Linked DNA regions of Homo sapiens: region 1 is linked to region 2. Evidence: chromatin loops called from intact Hi-C (ENCODE). Cell type or tissue: ascending aorta. All regions are shown on one strand.

Evidence for each region. Hi-C counts contacts between places; a loop is a spot of excess contacts. Peaks named below come from ENCODE experiments on the same cell type or tissue, not always from the same donor. Only the 100,000 strongest peaks of a DNase experiment are listed, where the experiment ranks them.
Region 1: it touches region 2 in a loop (4-fold over the local background); 40 of 110 quality-filtered maps call a loop at or near these places.

The regions. Positions count from the first base shown.
Region 1 is chr17:20,308,666-20,316,665 of GRCh38, forward strand. It overlaps SPECC1 (sperm antigen with calponin homology and coiled-coil domains 1), which reads left to right. Exons shown (of 15, transcript NM_001243439.2): 15 at 5,311-8,000. The coding sequence ends at 5,400. Among named protein-coding and RNA genes, the nearest start is that of FAM106B, 100 kb to the right of the region's middle. RefSeq lists an enhancer at 6,573-7,073. In ascending aorta, no CTCF peak of the experiment used is centred here; no DNase peak of the experiment used is centred here.
Region 2 is chr17:19,989,006-19,997,005 of GRCh38, forward strand. No RefSeq gene overlaps it. Among named protein-coding and RNA genes, the nearest start is that of AKAP10, 15 kb to the left of the region's middle. RefSeq lists enhancers at 3,708-4,241, 5,713-6,214, 6,215-6,714. In ascending aorta, a CTCF peak has its summit at 3,943 (motif pointing right); a DNase peak (open chromatin) is centred at 3,976; H3K4me3 peaks cover 424 bases; H3K27ac peaks cover 342 bases.

The DNA.
Region 1 (8,000 bases), 320 kb after region 2:
AAAAATATCCCCATCAGCCCAGATTTTGCTAAATCTTTAAGACGCAGATATCCCTATTGTGTATTTACAAGTCTGGGAAATTTAAAAAGGTGTGAGGAAACTTACACATCTGACCAGGGTGGAGTAGCAGGGATCTCCCTTCAGAAACAACAAAACTAAGGAGTACCAACAGAGAGATCAGGTAAGGATAAAGATACAATGAGACCTTGTTGGAAGATTATATTTTACACAGAATACATTTTTCTTTGTAGTGTTGTAATTAATATTTACTTCTGTTTAAATATAATATCTTTTTCTTAATTTTCATCTAATGTGCTATAGAAGTTAGTGAGCTGGGAAGTGAATGAGGTCATTTTGTTGTCCTAATTGTCAGAGCCAGGGGTTTCATTGGTGTGGATGGTCTGTGAGGAGCTGCTGACACACATGATAATTAATCTCAAAGGCACTTAGGAGTGTTTGTGAGCACTTTCCCGGCTTTTTCCACCAACAAAATAGAAATTTCCTACATTCTTAAATTTGCTTTTCAGTACCTTGATGTGGATTGGAAAATCCAGTATGTTGAATTACACATGACACTTTAAAACTACACCCAGTCAGAAGTGACAGCAGTAATCCCCAAATCTTCAGTCAAGTTCTGTTGTTAGATTATGCCAGGAAAATTGTCTTATATGTTTATATTCAAGTAAATATAAGTTTCTGGGGTATAACATATTAGGATGAGATCTTTATTTTTATAATTTCAACTTTTATTTTAGATTCAAGGAGTACATGTACAGGTTTGTTACATGGGTACACTGGATGATGCTGAGGTTTGGGATATGAGTGATCCTGTCACCCAGATAGGCACATAGTAGCCGATAGTTTTTCAGCCCTTGCCTCCCTCCCTCCTTTCTCCCTCTTGTAGTCCCCAGTGTCTACTGTCCCCATCTTTATGTCCATGACTACCCAATGTTGAGCTCCATTTATAAGTGAGAACATGTCTTATTTGGTTTTCTGTTTGTGCATTAGTTTGCTGAGGATAATGGCCCCTAGCTGAATCCACGCTGCTGCAAAGGACATGATTTTGTTCTTTTTATGGCTGCATAGTATTCCATGGTATATATGTACCACATTTTCTTTATCCAGTCTACTGGTTTTCTTTCTCCTTTTCTTTTTTTTTTTTTTTTTTTTGAGATGGAATTTCGCCTTGTTGCCCAAGATAGAGTGCAATGGTGCAATCTTGGCTCACTGCAACCTCCGACTTCCGGGTTCAAGCAATTCTTCTGCCTCAGCCTCCTGAGTAGCTGGGATTATAGGCACGCACCACCATGCCCAGCTAATTTTTTGTATTTTTTTTAGTAGAAATGGGGTTTCATCATGTTAGCCAGGCTGGTCTCAAACTCCTGACCTCAGGTGATCCACCCACCTCAGCCTCCCAAAGGGCTGGGATTACAGGCATGAGCCACTGTGCCCGGCCCTTTATCCAGTCTACTGTTGATGGACACCTAGGTTGATTTCATGTCTTTGCTATTGTGACTAGCACTGTGATGAACATAAGTGTGCATGTGTTTTTGATAGAACGATTTCTTTTCTTCTGGATATATACCCAGTAATGATATTGCTGAGTCAAATGGTAGTTCTGTTTTAAGTTCTTTGAGAAATCTCCAAAGTGCCTTCCACAGTAACTGAACTAATTTACATTTCCACCAAGAGTGTATTCCCTTTTCTCCACAGCCTTGTCAGCATCTGTTACTTTTTGACGTTCTATCAATAGCCATTCTGACTGGTGTGAGATGATGAGATCTTTAAAAATGAAGCTCTATAGTGTTCCCCAGATATTAGAAAGTGTTCTTTCTCAGCCACCGTGTAAGGAGAGCATCTTAGCCAGCCCAATTACAGATGCAAGCAACTCCCCAGAAAAGGAATTAGGCGAGGGACGATATGTGATGTCACTGTCATAAAAACGGCCAAAACATGTGTCCCCAGGGCTGCTGTGTCTTTACCAGGCCATGTAGTCCATGAGGGCTGTTGCTCACTGAGTGCCAGCATGCCCACCAGGACAGCTGCTGCAGGACTGGGTGCTGGCATGCCCCCGTGGAGGGAGGTCACCATGCAGCAATTCCTGAGGCATGGCTGGGCCTACTCTGCAAGTGTAAACTTAATGAGCTGTGCTTAAATAGCTAATTTGTGCTTGATTGTGTGACAAGCATTTTGTTTTTCATATTTACTGTATGTATTTACCATTTTGGGCATTTTTCATGCAAGGACTTGTTGGACCCTCATGGAGGTCCTGCAAGGTGGATGCACTCTATAAGAGGAAACTGAGGCACATGGCTTATGAGCGGGAAAGGCAAGAGGCAAGGCCAGGCAGGCAGCTCCAGAGCGCATGCCGTCAACCACCCTGACAGCTGTGTCTGCCTTCTGCACATACCTTGTTAGATTTAGACCTTAGTGGGGTTTTTTTTTTTTTTTTTTTGGTGCTATTGTAAATGTTATTGTTTTTCTTATTACAAAATCCAGTTGTTCAATTGGTACATAGGACAGCAATGGACTTTTGTATACTGACCTTGTATCCTGAGACTTAGCTAAACCTGCATGTAAATGCTTTGGGATTTTTCTAAACAATCATATCATCTGCAAATAAAGGCAGTTTTATGTCTCCCTTTCCAATCTGCGTGCCATTTGTTTCTTTTTCATGCCGTTTAGCACTAGCTAGAACTTCCAGTACATTTTTTTTTTGTTTTTGTTTTTGTTTTTGTTTTTGAGATGGAGTCTTGCTCTGTCACCCAGGCCTGGGGTGCAATGGCATGATCTCGGCTCACTGCAACCTCTGCCTCCTGGGTTCAAGTGATTCTCCTGTCTCAGCCTCCTGAGTAACTGGGATTATAGACACCTGTCACCATGCCTGGCTAATTTTTTTGTATTTTTAGTAGAGACGGAGTTTCAACATGTTTGCCAGGCCTGCCTTGAACTCCTGACCTCAGGTGATCCACCCGCCTCGGCCTCCCAAAGTGCTGGGATTACAGTCCAGTACAGTTTTAAATAGGACAGATGAGAAAGGACATCCTTGCCTTGTTCATGATTTTACGGGGGGAATGTTCAGGTCTTTCACCATTAAGTATGATGTCAGCTGTTGGTTTTTTATACATATCCTTTGCTAGGTAAAAGAGGTTCCCTTCTCTTCCTAGTTTGTTGAGAGTTACCACCTATAAAAACTATCTTGATTGTGGAATTTTGTGTAATGCTTTTTCTTCATCTGTTGATTTGATCATATGGTTTTTCTTGTTCAGTTAGTTAATGTGACGAATTACATCAGTTTACAAATGTTGAACCAGCCTTGTGTTCCTGGGATGAACCTCACTTGATCATGATGTATTATACTTTTATAGGTTAATAGATTGTGTATTCATGAGAAATTGGCATGTAGATTTCCTGTAATGTTTATGTCTAGTTTTGGTATCAGGATAATGTTGGGATCCTGGAATGAGTTGGGAATTATTCTCTCCTCTTCCATTTTTTGAAGAGATTGTGTAGAATTGGTATTATTTCTTCCTTAAGTATTTGATAGAATTCACAAGTGAAATCATCTGGGTCTGGTATCTTTTGGAGGGTCTTAACTACTAATTCAAACAAATGTCATGCACTATAAGATTGTTACTAATGCAGCATACTCTGTCTTCTGAAATGTATAACATCTTTTCACAAATTCTCAAATATGTTAACAATGTACTAAATATTTTTAGTTCAGTTATGAAGTTCAAGCATGTAAGATTGTCTGCTCAAAACTGAATATTGATTGGACTTCGGAGTCCTCTCTGAGATTAAAGACACACCCTTTCCATAATACAGAGGAAAGTGTGCAGTGTGCCATCTCTCTTGTGTTTGTAGGTATCCCTTCTTTTCCCAGAGCTCATCTATGTCCAAATTGCATGCCCAATTCTTCATCAGTTCCTTTCTGTAAGTCATGTTAGCAACACTCCTTGGTACGGATTTTAGGTTGCCAGGCCTCAGTCTGTGTGCAGTCATGACTACAGCCAGTGTAGGTAGAAGGAGACATTCTATTCTTGTATTCTGTGAAAGTTTGTTTTTCTTTTAAAATTGTTCTAGGTGTACCTGCACGGAATGTTCTACCAACTCTTCTTCCACTCCTTTCCCATGACTAATGATAGGCTGATAATTTTTTAGCATCACCAGGGAGCAGAATAAGTGAAGTCTGTTCAGATTTTGAATCAGGGGATGAATGGCTCATTAACAGCCTCAGCCAACTCTGTTAACCCCCAGGAACTGATGTGCTAAGTTCAGCCTTACTTTTCCATGGCATCTCTGCTTCTGGCTTTACATCAGGGTCCTTTCCTACTATTCTCTTTTAACCACACAGAATCCAAATTCAATCCCAAAGTTAATTATTAAATATGTCCAGTGGCACAAATTTCAGAAAAGTTTGAGTGCCTGACAGGATGCCCACCCTCTTGCCCCTCCCTTTCTGGCCTGGATGTTATGCATGCTCATTACAAGCTTACTTGCAAAATGAACAAAAATAAATCAGTCAGTAAAAACCAGCAAATTAGCAAAAGTAAAATAAAAATAAGCCAAAAAATCACCAAACTGTATTAAATAACAAACAAACAAAAAAACACATTAAGTAGTAACAATGCTGGTAAAATAAATGGTTGCATTTGAAATTGGTTCAAGGCTTTTGTGATAATCCCACTCAGTAATTTATCTTGAGGGACTAGTTCGACAGAAGGAAACAATACTGCACAAAGATGCTGATTGCAGAGTCTGTGGTGGTCACGAGGTGAGCGTACACTGGATGCCATGTCCCTTGTGGACAGCAGTTTCCCTGGTGAGTGCACATTCACTAGAATGGCAGCCCGCACAGTGGCACAGCAGCACGGGGACCCGGGTGTGAAATGCTCAGCCCACGTAATGGCACAGCCCACGTAATAGCGCGTGCAGTGTGCTGGGAGTCTGGGGAATTAGAGGTGGATTCAAATGTAATTTAGAAACTTGGAAATCATTTTAATAGTGAAATTATGGGTGATTTTTGCTTTTTAAAACTTGTTTAAATGCTGTCATATGGTTAAAAGATAAAAGCAGTGGGAGGTCATGTTTTCCGTTTTTGGAAAGGGACAGTATCTCCTGAATAAGTGGGAGGAAAAGTCCTTTAACTCATCGCTTTCAGCACCACCTGTGCTGGCCTTCACGTTCTGTCTGTGTAAGTGGAGGGTTTCCAGGCAGTGTAAGCCCTAACCTGGACTGAAGTCCTTGAGGGGAAGGGGTCTGTGATGTCCTGCCTTGTGATCTGTCCCCCATTCCCTTCCCCTGCAGGAACTCAGCGAGATGCTGTACACAGACCGGCCCGACTGGCAGAGTGTGATGCAGTACGTGGCCCAAATCTACAAGTACTTTGAGACGTAACCCTGGAGGGCCTGGGGCAGCCACCATTGCCACCTACTGCAGCTTTTCCTGGAAGCGCCTGATTACTGTCCACTGACCCTGCTCTGCCCACCACCCAGCTGCCTAGACTTCAAAGACAGGCTCAATCCAAGTGGACCAACACCCAAATAAGAAACAGAGTGGGTCCCACGATGTACCTGTCTGAAATGCAAATGCAGCTGGACTGTAAATTGGGGACTCTTTGATCTCTTGTGGGATGCTTCTAAAGAGGGCAGCCTCCCTCCTTCCAGACCAAGACCCCACACCCAGGCTTGTTTTGCTGATTATATTGGGTGGCTGAACGAACACATTATCTGCAGAAATTCAGACAAAGAACATCTCCAAATCAGTCTTTTGGTTGCTGTTGTTAAAAATATCCCGGCTTTGCCTTTATGAAACCTTTGCCCTTGGCTGGGTGTGGTAGCTCGTGGCTGTAATCCCAGCACTTTAGGAAGCCAAGGCAGTAGGATCGTTTGAGCCCAGGAGTTCGAGGCTGCAGTGAGCTATGAGCATACCACTGCACTCCAGCCTGTGTGAAAGAGCCAGACCCTGTCTCAAAAAAATGATAAAACCCAAAACTTTGCCCTTGTGAACCCTCCCTTCCCCCCTCCCCCCCCAAAAAAAAACAACAAAACACAAAAAATAAACATTTGTTCCAGGGCAACCTGGAAACGTGCGTGCGCACTCAGCCTTTTGGGGAAAAATGGGAGTTCTAGGTAACAATGTTAACACCTGGAACTTGATTCACTTTTAGCTCTCACCATCCCTTATTTGATTTATTGTAGCAAAAGGAAAGCCTGTGAGAATGCAAGGGAGCCCCTGGCTGCTTTGCTGGAGTCCCTGGGAGGTGCCCCACACCTCTGCCACCAAAGTCTGTGTGCTCCTGAGCAGCTCGCGGCTTTCACAGTAGGGAAACCGCAGTCCTCGTCACCTGCGCCTTTGTCCTCCCATTCGTTTACCCTCCCGTTCACATCCACACAGGCTTGTACCCCACAGAACTTGACAGGAGGTCACATGTGTGAATGGCCTGTGTCTGCTTTACAGGGTTGAGCAGGCTGAGGGTGTGTGCCTCTGGGGATGCTGGGCTGACAGCAAATCCCAACAGTATTTCGGCTCTGGACTGATTTGGCCTTTAGTGCTTCCCCAGGCCTCTTTCATCGGCATGGGAAAAGCCCTTAGGGGTGGGCGGTGAGGGCACATTTATAACTAACAAAGAAGAATGCAGTTGCCCCAGCATCCTACTGGTCACCTTAAGTGGCAGCAGAGCCCTCCCCAGCGGTGCCCCAGTCCCTCAGAAGTGCTCAGTCCGGCCCGAGTGCCCATCTGGTGGCTCTGCCGTGTTCTTCTGGGCGGATCTGTGTGCACTACACAGCGAGTGAGGGCGTGGCTCACACAGTTGTTTGAGGGAAATGGGTAATGCCCATCCCTTGCTGTTTTAAGTGCCAAATAGCGTGTTAGCGCCCCTCCAACAAAGGATCATCCTTCCAGTGAGTCACCGAGAATGACAGTGACTGCCATTACTATTCAAAGTACATCTCTGATTGCTGATCTGAGCCACTGGTTCAGAGCCAGGTTCTAGAGGCTGCAGGTCCAGCCCCTTACCATTCCTGGAGAGGTAGGAGCTCAGTCCCTTCCTCCAAGCCAGACCTTTGCAGAGGTGGCAACTGGGCTGCACGGGTCAGCAGATCCCTGATTCTCAAGCCACCTTGAGACAAGAACTCCGCCCCCCTGTTAGTGCATCCCAGCTGCAGCTCTGCATCAGAACCTACAGTGGACCCTTTTGAAAACACTCTTGGCTGCCCTAGTTGGTTAACTTCAGAATGTCTGGAATGGGACCAGAGATGCAGTTCACATGTTTTGTAAGTTCTTTAGGCGACTGAAGCACAGCTGCTTGGAGAACCACTGAGGGGTGGACACCTTCCCCTGGCAGCCACAAGGCAGGCAGCCTGCGGGAGCTCCTGAGCAGCTGTTGGGCGATGGTCATTACATCACCCATGCCTTTGTATTTAAATGAAACTCGACACATAGAACCAATTCAACCTGAAAGTTACTACTTCTGCTGATTCAGGCACTTGTTTGAAGCATTTTTTTTTTATTAACCCTGTACTTCTTCTTTGCCCACCATTAAAGTGGGGGAAAGTAATATCCCAAGTAGTTGAGTTGAGCTGTTGGTTGTTAGATTTAAGCTGGAATTAGTCCAGGGTTTTATGTGGGGAGGCAGTTGCTGTCTTGGGATACCCGGAGTGGGAGTGGGTGTTTTCTGTGATTGGTTCTGTTTTTTATTTTTACTTATTTATTTTGAGATGGAGTTTCATCCTTATTGCCCAGGCTGGAGGGCAATAGCACCGTCTCAGCTCACTGCAACCTCCGCCGCCCGTGTTTAAGCGATTCTCCTGCCTCAGCCTCCCATGTGGCTGGGATTACAGGTGCCCATCACCACACCCAGCTAATGTTTTTGTATTTTTAGTAAAGAGGGGGTTTCACCATGTTGGCCCGGCTGGTCTCGAACTCCTGATGGCAAGGTGATCTGCCTGCCTCAGCCTCCCAAAGTGCTGGGATTACAGGCATGAGCCACTGAGCCC
Region 2 (8,000 bases):
TACCATATTGGGAGCTCTTGCATGATCTTTTATCCAGGATGTCTCAAATATATTTCAGCAGAGAACCCTAGAATCAGTGATCAAGAAAGCTAGAAGGGGTTGGGCACAGTGGCTCATGCCTGTAATCCCAGCATGTTGGGAGGCCGAGGCGGGTGGATCACCTGAGGTCAGGAGTTTGAGACCAGCCTGACCAATATGGTGAAACCCCACCTCTATTAAAAATATAAAAGTTAGCTGGGCATGGTGGTGTGTGCCTGTAGTCCCAGCTACTTCGGAGGCTGAGACAGGAGGATCATTTGAACCCGGGAGGCGGAGGTTGCAGTGAGCCAAGATCATGCCATTGCACTCCAGCCTGGGCGACAGAGACTCTGTCTAAAAAACAAAAACAAAAAAACAGAGCTAGAAGGAATCTTAGCAATGGTCTCATGCAATTCCCTCACTTTATGGATCAGAAAACTGAAGCCTCTTTCAGTATAATAATAACAACAATAATGACCATCACTGCAATAATATCACTATCATTTTCGATCACCTGTTAGATGTACTTTTTCAAAAACTTAATCCCCACAACAGCTCTCATTCTGGAGATGAAAAACACAGCCTCAGATGGGCTCTGATTTCATCAATCTGGGTGATTCTAATGAGCAGCAGGGGTAAAAATCTAGAGCCTAAAATTTAACTTGAAATTGTTTTTCCCTCCTAAAAGGAGACTAGTGAGCCTGAAGCATTATAATCAGTCCTCTTGTCTTCTTCTTTCAATTGCCTCACTACCTACAATCATTTAAAATGAATTTTAATGCGTTTCAATGATATTCCATTGTGAGCATCAGTTCTGAGATGCTAAGTATCCACCTAAAATGATATCCTTGTCGAGCACATACTTTAGCCAGTTAATGTCCAAGGGACTTCTCATTTCATTAAATGTCATGTTGCATTTAATTCTCATGACAACCTGGGATAGTAGATATTATTATTTGCCTCATTTTGTGAATGAGAAAATGAGTCTTTGGAGAGGTTAAATAAATTGCCTGAGATCTTGCAGCTAATAAAAGGCAGAGCCAAGGATTGAAAAATGGTTCTGGGCTGGGTGCGGTGGCTCACATCTGTTATTCCAGCACTTTGGGAGGCTGAGGCGGGTGGATCACCTGAAGTCAGGAGTTCGAGACCAGCATGGCCAACATGGTGAAACTCTGTCTCTACTAAAAATATAAAAATTAGCCGGGTGTGGTGGCACACACCTGTAGTCTCAGCTACTTAGGAGGCAGGAGAATCGCTTGAACCTGGGAGGCAGAGGTTGCAGTGAGCCGAGATCGCGCCACTGCACTCCAGCCTGGGTGACAGAGCAAGAGACTCCGTGTCGAATAATAATAATAACAGTCCTAGGGTGTTCTCTCAACTCCTCTATCCAATGCCTATCTTTGCTTCAGGACTCAGCCCAAGATCTACCTCCTGATAGGAAGTCCTCCCTGACAAATCCAGCATTTGTTGACTCAATCGCTTCTAAACTGTTATAATTAGACCAATGCAGCTATCAGTTGTTGAATACTTAGTATACACAAGGCATCTTTTATTCATTATCTCAAAACCTTCTAACACTCTTTTTTTTTTTTTTTTTGAGATGGAGTCTCGCTCTGTCGGCCAGGCTGGAGTGTGGAGGTGTGATCTCCACTCACTGCACGCTCCACCTCCCAGGTTCTAGCAGTATCCCTGCCTCAGCCTCCCAAGTAGCTGGGATTACAGATGCGCGCCACCATGCCCGGCTACTTTTTGTATTTTTTAGTAGAGACAGGGTTTTGCCACGTTGGCCACGCTGGTCTTGAACTTCTGACCTCAGGTGATCCGCCTGCCTCAGCCTCCAAAGTGCTGGGATTACAGGCGTGAGGTAACACTCTTGAGTGTTAGAAATTATTGCTTTAATTTTACAGATGAGGAAACAGGCTCAGAGAGCCTTCCAAGCTCCTGCAGCTAACCAGTAGCAGAGCCAGAATTCAAAATCAGATCTGGGTGAGCCCAAAGCAGGAGTTGGCAAACTAAGGATCATGGGCCAAATCCAGCCCACTCATTGTCTGTTTTGGTAAATAAAATTTTGCTGAAACAAAATCAGACTCACTCATTTACATAACCCTGATGGCTGCTTTCAAACTACAATAGCGACATTGAGTCCCTGCAAACAAGTCTATGTGGCTCTCAAAGCCTAAAATATTTACTATCTAGCCCTTTATAAAAAGTTTGCTTGTAAACGTTTTTGTTTTTATAGAAAAACTCCTGCTTGGAAGCCTGTTTTTCTTGCCACTTCATCTTTCTTCTTCTCTGTATGCCACTGCTATTATAGTATTGAAGTTGTCACTCTTGCTCCCAGCAGGTGGAAGGACAGCATGCTTCTCATGAAAAGGACCTCAGTAGGACACTCACAGAAGTCCGGGCAACTGGGACAGAGACCACGACCCCCAGGAAGGGAGTGGTCAATCAACACAGGGATCACCAGTACAGGAGCCTCTGTTTGGAAGGAAGGTCAGAAAGATCCTGTGGCCTTGCTCTACCAATTTTTGGCAGCCTGCCTGGCCACATCCCTACCTCCCAGAGGCCCATGCTCTGATTCCTGGATGTCACCCTGTTCTCTGCAGGTGCCAGCAATGTTGCTTTTGCATACTCCCAGGGGGCACTATCCACATGTTCCAGGGACTCCATCTACATAGTTACCCTGGGTGCTATAATTACCTGGGTGTGTCTGGAGTGGGTGGGAGAGAGGGGTGTGGCTGTTCTTGGGATCTGCAGTAAAAGACTCTGTTTAAAGGGTTCTGAGAGAGGAGGCTGCGTCGTGGGGTGTAAAGGAGGGAGCTGGGACTCTGCAGCTTTTGGTCTTTGCAGAGCAGTGGGACTTGAGGAGGTAGAGGAGGAAATCCTGGGAAAGAGGTTGAGGGCACTGTCACGAGAAGACAGTGCAAAGCTACACACACCCAGACCACATAATATGAATATTATATAGAGTTTATTGGGGGCAAAGCCTATATGCGGTGAGGTCTCAGAGCACCCTGCTATGCCCGAGTCAGCCTAAGCCACCAAGGATGACCCTGCAGTCAGACCACGTCTGGCTATTGACTCAGTGCAGTGAGAGGGACTGCACGTTGAGCGACATGGAGATGGCTCAGCACACAAAGGTCAGCAAAGAGTTATTCCAGGACTTGAGGGTGATGTGAAGTTAAGGTGACAATTAAATGAAGCAGGCTCATAGCAAACCAGGCTGTGTGTTGTGAGTCAACATCAGGTGTGGGCTGGGAAATGGACCCAGGGTCTTGTTTCTTTGGAAATAATAATTTTTTGTTTGTTTGTTTTGAGATGGAGTCTCACTCTGTTGCCCAGGCTGGAGTGCAGTGGTGCCATCTTAGCTCACTGCAACCTCCGGCTCCTGAGTTCAAGCAATTCTCCTGCCTTAGCCTCCCCAGTAGCTTGGATTACAGACAAGTGCCACCATGCCCGGCTAATTTTAGTATTTTTAGTAGAGATGAAGTTTCACCATGTTGGCCAGGCTGTTCTCAAACTCCTAACCTCGGGTGATCCACCCACCTCAGTCTCCCAAAGTGTTAGGATTACAGGCGTGAGCCCCCGCATCCAGCCTTTTATTCCTTTTTAAAGGCTGAATAATATTCAATTGTACATATATACCACATTTTGTTTATCCGTTCACCTGCTGACAGACACATGTTGCTTTTGTGTTTTAGCTAGTGGGTCAAAGTTAATACTGCTATGACCATACAGGCACAAATATCTCTTCAAGACCTTACTTTCAATTCTTTTTTTTTTTTTTTTTTTTTTTTTTTTGAGATGAAATCTTGCTCTGTCACCCACGCTGGAGTGCCCTGGCATCATCTTGGCTCACTGCAACCTCAGCCTCCCTGCGCACACAGTTCGGTACTACATATATCCTCTAGGTGGCAGCATAACCCTCAATATAAAAACCCATTCTGAGCCCCGCGCGGTGGCGCGCCTGGAATCCCAGCTGCAGCTACTCTGGAGGATCGCTAGAGCCCAAGAGCTGATGCAATGCTCCAGGACTGCACCTGTGAACAGCCACTGGCACTCCAGCCTGGGCAGCAGCGAGACCCCGTCAATAAACAAACAAACCACCCGATTAGGCGCGGTGGCTCACTTCTGTAATCCCAGCACTTTGGGAGGCCCAGGCGGGTGGATGGCTTAAGCCCAGGAGCTCGAGACCAGCCTGGGCAGCATATAGAGACCTCATCTCTACAAAGAATTAAAAAATTAGCTGGGCATGGTGGCACGCGCCTGTGGTCCCAGCTACTCGGGAGGCTGAGGTGGGAGGGCCACCTGAGCCCAGTTTGGAGGCTGCAGTGAGCCGCAATCGCATCACTGCACTCCAGCCTGGGCGACAGAGCCATACTGTCTCAAAAATAAATAAGTAAATAAATAAATAAAACATAAAAACTATTTTGGGATCCTGACCCTTTGGTCTTTGAACTTCTCTCTCTTTTCTTTCTTTCTTTTTTTTTCTTCTTCCTTCCTTCCTTTTCTTTTTCTTTCTTTCTTCCTTCCTTTCTTCTCTTTCTTTCTTTCTTTTCTTCTTTCCCTTTTTTCTTTCTTTTTGAGAGAGGGTCTCATTGTCACCCAGGGTAGAGTGAGAGGCACTATTACTGCAGCCTTGAACTCCTGGGCTCAAGCGATCTTCTTACCTCAGCCTCCCGAGTAGCTAGGACTACAGCTGCATGCCAGCACACCTGACAATTAATTTTTTTTTTTTTTTTTTTTTTTTGAGACGGAGTCTCACTCTCTCCCAGTCTGGAGTGCAGTGGCGCAATCTCGGCTCACTGCAAGCTCCGCCTCCCGGGTTCACGCCATTCTCCTGCCTCAGCCTCCCGAGTAGCTGGGACTACAGGCGCCCGCCACCACGCCCGGTTAATTTTTTGTATTTTTTAGTAGAGATGGGGTTTCACCGTGTTAGCCAGGATGGTCTCCATCTCCTGACCTCGTGATCCACCTGCCTCGGCCTCCCAAAGTGCTGGGATTACAGGCGTGAGCCACTGCGTCTGGCCAAAAAAAAATTTTTTTTTATAGAGACAGGGTCTCGCTATGTTGCTCAGGCTGGTCTCAAACTCCTGGGCTAAGGCACCGTCTCGCTTCAGCCTCCCAAAGTGTTGGGATTACAGGTGTGAGCCACCAGGCCTGGCCTGGCCTGAATTTTCTTTTTTCTTTTTTTTTCTTTCTTTTTTTCCTTTCTTTCTTTTTTTCTTTTTTTTTTTTGAGACAGAGTCTTGCTCTGTCTCCCAGGCTGGAGTGCAGTGGCCTGCTCTCACTCGCTGCAACCTCCCCCTCCCGGGTTCAAGCAATTCTCCTGCCTCAGCCTCCTGAGTAGCTGGGATTATAGGCATGCGCCACCATGCCCGGCTAATTTTTCTGTTTTTAGTAGAGACGGGGTTTCACCATGTTGGCCAGGCTGGTTTCGAACTCCTGACCTCGTGATCTGCCTGCCTTGGCCTCTCAAAGTGTTGGGATTACAGGCGTGAGCCACCGTGACCAACCGAATTTTCTTAGCACTTTTCTTTTTAAATGCCAAAGGATGGAACCCAGAACTGTGAGCTTCCTTCAGCTCTGTCAGTGGCTTATCTCAACATGAGCTAAATGTACAAAGGTGCTCTTCCTATCTTACTGCTGTGATCGTTGGTCCCATGTTTTGACTGCTGGATTGATTTCAGTAAGGACTCAGGGTATAGATTCTAGCCTTCCTTGAAGGACAGATGTCCTCTCAACTAAACTAGAAGCACACTATAACTCTACAATTTTTGAATTCTTTTTTTTTTTTTATTTTTTTTTTGAGACGGAGTCTCACTCTGTCACCCAGGCTGGAGTGCAGTGGCATGATTTCGGCTCACTGCAACCTCTGCCTCCCGGGTTCAAGCGATTCTCCTGCCTCAGCCTCCCAAGTAGCTGGGACTAGAGGTGTGCGCCACCACGCCCGGATAATTTTTGTATTTTTAGTAGAGATGGGGTTTCACCATGTTGGTCAGGCTGGTCTCGATCTGCTGACCTCGTAATTCTCCTGCCTTGGCCTCCCAGAGTGCTGGGATTACAGGCGTGAGCCACTGCGCCCAGCCCCGGCCCTCTTTTTTTTTTTTTTTTTTTTTCGAGGTGGAGTTTCGCTCTTGTTGCCCAGGCTGGAGTGCAGTGGTGCGATCTCGGCTCACTGCAACCTCTGCCTCCCGGGTTCAAGTGATTCTCCTGCCTCAGTCTCACGAGTAGCTGGGATTACAGGTGTCCGCCACCACCCCCAGCTAATTTTTTGTATTTTTAGTAGAGTAGGGGTTTCACCATTTTGGCCAGGTTGGTCTCGAACTCCTGACCTCAGGTGATCTACCTGCCTCGGCCTCCCAAAGTGCTAGGATTATAGGTGTGAGCCACCACACCCGGCCCCCATTTTTGTATTCTTAGTCTCTGGAGCACAGTTGGTTGAACAAATGAATGAATGAATGTATTACCACAAGGACTACACAAGGCTAGGCATTGCCTGGCTTGGAAAGAGTCTTTAAATTGCTATTATTTATGGAAACTTCAGTGCACCAGCCAGATTTCTTGGTTGCAAGCAACAGAAATAAACTCTGGCTCTCTTTTTTTTTGAGACGGAGTCTCATTCTGTCACCCAGGCTGGAGTGCAGTGGCACGATCTCGACTCACTGCAAGCTCCGCCTCCTGGGTCCACGCCATTCTCCTCCTGCTTCAGCCTCCCGAGTAGCTGGGACTACAGGCACCCACTACCACGCCCAGCTAATTTTTTTGTATTTTTAGTAGAGACGGGGTTTCACCGTGTTAGCCAGGATGGTCTCGATCTCCTGACCTTGTGATCCACCTGCCTCGGCCTCCCAAAGTGCTGGAATTACAGGCGTGAGTCACCACGCCTGGCCAACTCTGGCTCTCTTAAGCATAAAGGGAGTTTATTGGAATGGCATGGCAGTAGAATCATGAGAGTTTGCCTTAGTTCGTTTTCTATTGTTTATAACAGAATATCTGAAACTGGGTAATTCATAAAGAAAAGGCATTTATTTCTTACAGTTACAGAGGCTGAGAAGTACAAGGTTGAGGAGCTGTATCTGGTGAGAGCCTTCTTGTTGGTGGGGACTCTCTGCAGAGCCCCTAGGCAGTGTAAGATATCAAATGGTGAAGGGGCGACCATGCTAGCTCAGGTCTTAATTCTTCCTCTTATAAAGCCACTGATGCCACTCCCATGACAACTCATTAATCCATTAATCCACTCATGAGGTCAGAGCTCTCATGATCCAGTCACTGCTTAAAGCCCCATCTCAATATTGCCACTTTGGAGATTAAGTTTCAAAATCAGTTTGGCAGGGGACAAACATTCAAATCATAGCAGGGTTCAAAAGCAGGTTCAGACAGTTTTCAAAATTTGTTTTAATTAAAACAATTAAAAATTTAAAAAAGTTAAAAAAAATTAAAAGAAGCAGGTTCAGCACACAGGCAAAGGAAGCCCTGGAGGGACAAGAAGTAGGAAGAACAACCACCACCTTTGAGCATGAAAAGTCTGGCCAGGGCCCACCACTGTCGCTGTCCACCTCCACAGCTGTGGTAAAAGTCCTAATTTGGGCTGTTCTCTCACCTTTGCATCATATGTTCGCCTTTGCATCATATATCAAAGGGTGGATTGACCCTTTGACAGAAGCTAAGTCACATTCCAAAGCCCCAGCTGCCAAAGTGTGAGTGGGGGAGGATCTCCCCAGTGCAACTCCCTGGCAGAGGAAGTACCCTGCATCCTGCCACTCACACACTGGAGCGTCCCCCAGCCAGCTGAGCAGGCTTCGCAGGGGTGTGGCCATCCGCCTGCTCCAGGCAAGTACTGTACAGTCCTTCAGTCCTTGCTGCCAGCCTCTGCATCGGTAGTTTTTTGTTTGTTTATTTTTTTAAATCAGCGCTCATTTCTTCTTTTTGACTTCTTGGACTAGCCGTGAAGATTGCAGGCATTCTTAGCCTGTCTTTTA